Regions from separate parts of the Homo sapiens genome. Here region 1 is linked to region 2. A link is an interaction called in ENCODE POLR2A ChIA-PET data of the cell type or tissue named here. Cell type or tissue: PC-9. All regions are shown on one strand. Region 1 overlaps EPHA4 (EPH receptor A4). Region 2 has its middle 170 kb from the start of EPHA4.

The links. ChIA-PET counts read pairs that join two places held together with the same protein. Peaks named below come from ENCODE experiments on the same cell type or tissue, not always from the same donor. Only the 100,000 strongest peaks of a DNase experiment are listed, where the experiment ranks them.
Region 1: POLR2A ChIA-PET joins it to region 2 with 5 read pairs; 3 of 35 experiments call an interaction of 5 or more read pairs at or near these places.

What each region holds. Positions count from the first base shown.
Region 1 is chr2:221,462,283-221,464,782 of GRCh38, reverse strand. The region is part of intron 5 of EPHA4 (EPH receptor A4); the gene reads left to right. Among named protein-coding and RNA genes, the nearest start is that of EPHA4, 110 kb to the left of the region's middle. In PC-9, no CTCF peak of the experiment used is centred here; a DNase peak (open chromatin) is centred at 1,402.
Region 2 is chr2:221,401,052-221,403,551 of GRCh38, reverse strand. No RefSeq gene overlaps it. Among named protein-coding and RNA genes, the nearest start is that of EPHA4, 170 kb to the left of the region's middle. In PC-9, no CTCF peak of the experiment used is centred here; a DNase peak (open chromatin) is centred at 1,281.

The sequences.
Region 1 (2,500 bases), 61 kb before region 2:
TAAAAGCTGTTGGGGGTGGAGCTGACTTTTTACTTTGATGATGAGTCCAGCGAGGGTGGTTGGGGATTTTAATGATTTTACCTAAAAGATGGCAGAGGAGTTGACCTGGCTGGTCGAATGTACCGCAAACAAAATCATGTGTATGTGAAAGCACTTTATAAACTCTTGTACTATAAAATACTGTAATGATGATAGTAAGAAAAAGGACGTATAAATATTGCTAAGTGATGTTTGATGCCATAGGTATTGCCTAGCTTGAGAGGAGGAATCCTTCTCTCCATCTGGAATGTAGAAGAAAACAATTAATATTAGCACCAGAGCTCTTAGCATCTCAGAGACGCGAAACCCTTAATCACAAGGATATCATTAGTGCTCTGAAGCATTTAATTCTGATGCTTGACAGCATTTTAAAATGCACAAACCTTTGATAAGAAGCAAATCAGAGCTGGGGTATTGAATTGAGAAAGAAATGGGAACAAAAACCACCTTAAGCTCCAAGTAATTAAATTTAAATATGCTATTTGCATTAAGCAGAGATATGTATAAATGGTGGGTTTATATTTTTCTATCAATGAAAGACCCCTTGAGTAAATATCATCTGTTTAAATCCAGATCCTGGGGAGGGGAAAGGTAACCCTGCTGTGGTTAAGAAGCCATCTCTCCTGCAAACACTGGCCATTGTGTACCACTGACATCCATGGCTTCAGGTGTCTTGACTTTCATAAAGGGCTGTTTTCACTCCTCCTTGCCCACAGGCTGGAGACCTTTCATTGCATCTGTTTATTTCCTAGCTCACCTCCTCCACCCTCTAATTTGAACCAGTAATGAAATGCAGTCAGCCTACTTCAGCTGTTTTCTTTTTCCTCCAAAGTTCCCCCCAAACTGTTTTTAATTCACTGCTTGTGATACTGGACTCAAGAAAACAATTTTCTAGCTCAGGAACCATGTGAAGCTTTCCTCTCTTTCTTTTCTCCGTATCTCCTCTTCTCTTCTCCATCCCATTTGGGTGTCACAAGGACCAAACTGCTGCAGTAAAATGACTTGTAGGTGTTTAATGGCAAGTCATTGAGGAAGTGAATAAAAGAAAATTGCAGCATTCACGTCAGTGGGGAGCAAGGAGAACTGCTGAGCTTTGAACCAAAGAAAGTTAAATTTACCATTTTCTTAAAGGGAGCCACCTCTGTTTGACATCAAAGCATCTCCTGTAATTTCTCCTTGTGAAATGCACCACTGTTAGAGAGTCATGATAGAGCCCCCTAATCTGTGCTGTTTCTGTTTATCAAAAACACACACAGAGAGAAAACCCACATGTACCTTCTCAGTGCATTGTGGTCTGCTCTCAAACCAAATGTAACCACAGGTACATAGCAAATGGGGATTCTATTTCGAAAGCATTCTCAGTTTCTCAGGGATTTGTAGAACTGGGAATACAACATTCTTTGGGAGTGAAATTTATCTTGGACCTCTATTGGAAAGCTCAGATCATTCAACTGGAAAGCTTTGGTGAATTTTTTCCTTTCCTCCTCTTTTGGTTTTTGCTTCATCGTTTTTTAAAAATGGTATTTTGCTACAATTTCACTTGTGTCCATTTGGTATGTGGAAAAACAGAGTCTGTTCCTAATAATGCTGCTCGCCCACACTATGACTGCAAAGGGCTCTCCACCCTATTACCCCCATGTTTCAAGTTTATGTCCATTGGTGGCTGTTGCATATGTAGTAACTAATGGCTTCTGCTGGCAGTGACTGGCTTTGCCCTAGTCCATCTTTGGAGGCTTAGGATCCTTTCTGGATTTATCATTATGACTTGGGAGTCTCACCATCACTCCACCTTGGCAGTTAAGAAGTCAGGAGAACTATTTGCATATGCCCTACAGATACAGAGGAGAAATGCAGAGCAAATTGTCAACACCTTCATCAGCCTAAAGAGCAGAAGCTCAAAATGCTGTCTGTAACAGGTGCAGTGATGCCTAGTTTTAATGTTAACTTACATTTGAATGACATTTTACAGCCTGTGTTTGAAAAATGTTCAGAAGCATCACACAGACCTTAGAAACAGAGACTCCATTTATAATTAGAGTTGTCATTTGCTTCACCCCAATTGTCAATATCTCAGTTAACCTAAATAGTAAAACCAACCCCACAAAAGGTCCTTTGAAACAGGTGCAGATGGAAAGTTGTTTTAAGGATGGCTTACTTCTGGTACTTTATGTTTAGAAAATGTTTGATATCTACAGTAAAGATTTTTTAGATAAATTTTAATATGTAAAAACTTTTATTCATTTGACATAATTATTGAGCACCACTGAATGCATGTGTCACCATGATTTGTAGGTTAAAAAGAAGAAGAAATGAGAGACAAGTTTTGGGTTAAAAACTGCTGAAATCTCCTTAGGGGTAATAAAAAATGATGGTCTCGGGGATAGGCACCTTAGACCAGGAAAATTGACATCTATGAGTCATTGGAGATTTTGCTGTAAAGGTTTGAAAATTAAGGACTCCA
Region 2 (2,500 bases):
AGAAATATTGTGACTGCCTGCCTGGGCATCAAGCTGAAATGCTTACAAAACCATTTCACATCCCAAACAACAACCAACCAAATTTTGTTTCTGTCAACATAATAGAAACAAATCGTTCTAAAGCAGAAATGCTGCTAGTAAACATTTTCATCAGAATCAAGCACTGTGGCTATGAAAATTCATCCAAATTAAATGTTTATTTCTGAGACAAATGCCTTCTTTGTAAAATATTTGCCAGAAAAGATACCACTAACCCTGCAGGGTAAGTTCACTTATGTGAAAGATCTGTGATTCACAAGAGCCTAATTAAATAGAAAAAAATCACTTTAGTAAACTTCTCTGTAAAAGGAAATGTTAAGCCTGCATCTTTGGGTGGTAGTGAAAACTTGTTCTGAAGCTTAATTTCCAAATGCTATTTTTAAAGAAATTCTACAAGAGGACTCATGTGGAACATGGGCTGGTCACTATTAGTCAAATATGCCAAGATATCCTAGATGAGTCCCATACTGGATTCAGGTCGTTGTTTCATTTCGATTGGTTTGGTCCTGGAGTGTCTGAAGGGCACAGAGGGGAAGGAAAAGCTTTGGAATGGAGAGACTGATGTTTACTCCCACGTCTCAGCCTGAGGGACTGATTTTGAGACCAAGGTAGAATATAACAGTCAGATATTGCCACATAAACACTGCATACAAACCACCCTAAAATGGAGTGGATACAGCAATAAGCATTTATTTCTCTCTCACACACCCATGGCTTGACTGGAGTTCAGGTGATGTAGGCTGGGTTTGTCTGACTTAGCTCTGCAGGTTAAGTCCAGGTGTATATCATGTGTTTCTTAACCTTTTTCGACCAGATGCTCCATGAGGTGTGTTCTTCTCATGGCAAAAGTAGGCGAGTGATAGACTAAGCTGAAACACACATGCACATTTCTAGCTCCTGTGTATGTCATATCAACTAATATCCTATTGGTGAAAACAAGTCAAGGGTCATGCTCAAGTTCAAGGGGTGAGGGAGGTATTTTCTGCCCACTGTGAGGTCAAAGCAAGTCACATGTATAAGACCAACATCAATGGGTGAGAACATATTCTCCTGTCAGGAGGGAGGGAGGAGTTAATATTGCCTGAACAATATTATTATCTACCCAAAGTGCTGAAACCAGAAAAAAAGTACTACATGTGTTTATGAAATACTTCATGAGTTTGAGAGTTCAAATAGTAGACCCATGACTAGAATGCTTTGGCATTCTCAGGGATTAGGGTAGCTGTCAGTGGAGAGCTGATGAGCACAGTGGAACCGCATTCCTCCAGAGGTTGCTTGCTTACAGTCAGTGGCTTGGTGCCTTGGTGAGAGGTTGGGTCAGTGGAGTGGGAGTATACTTGTTGCTGAGCACAACAAGATGCTACCACCCCTGAGAATCTAAGAGATACTTGGGGGAGACTTTGCAGGGTGCTCAACTCCAGAGCAAACAGGAGAACTGGCACAGATTCATTTGTATCCAGAGGTTTTGGACATTGTGGTTTGTAAGATGAAGTGGAAGATTGGATTCATTTTCTAGGTAATTCTAAAGTAAAGCTCCAAATGAACCTAATTTCCATGTTACGATGAAAAATCCCATATATATATATATATGATTATATATTGGATGTCCTACAAAACATATCTTTAGGCATATAATGGAATAAATATGTGTATCCAGCGGTGGTTTCAATCAACAAACAGATGAATAACAATAAAAAGCATAGAAGCAATCTGAATGTATGATACTGTTTTGCCATTTTATCTTAAAAAGTCACAAAACTTCTATTTGTGAAAGTTGCTGGTGATCCTACCTGCACTTCCATCTGACACACTTTCCTCATGAACACATAAATATCCATATTTTCACATCACAGTGGCTATTAGTACGAGCATGGGATTTGTGTGTGGCCTGAGACTACTAAATTCCCACCAAACCTATTTCCTCTTCTCCTTAAGCACACCGCTAGTGTACATTTTCTAACGTTCCCTGCAGGTAGTTGTAGCCATGTGACTGAGCTCTAGCCCGTGGAATTTGAGCAGAAATAATATTTTGTCATTCCAAAGCCTGACCTATAAAAACTTCACATGTTCAATTCTTCATATTTTTCCCTTCCGGGGCTTGATGTAGACAAAAATTTCAACCTTGAAAGCCACGGACTGAAGATAGTAGATCCAAAAAAATGGACGCATACTGAGTCTTTGAGCTGCTACTTGAAGTATCCACTGATCAGGACTTTACACGGCAAGATAAAAAATTCCTTCGTGTTTGAGACTGCTTGACCACAGCCAAGTTATTGGACCCCCAGGTACATACATTTTCTTATCTGTAAAATGGTGTGCTTCTCCTAAATATGTACACAAACTCCCTGACACTCCCGTCTTCAAAAGGTGGAGACTGATTTTTCTCCTTTTGAGTGTACACTGAACTTAATGACTTTCTTTCTTTTATTTATTTATTTATGTTTAGACATTTATTTTTGTT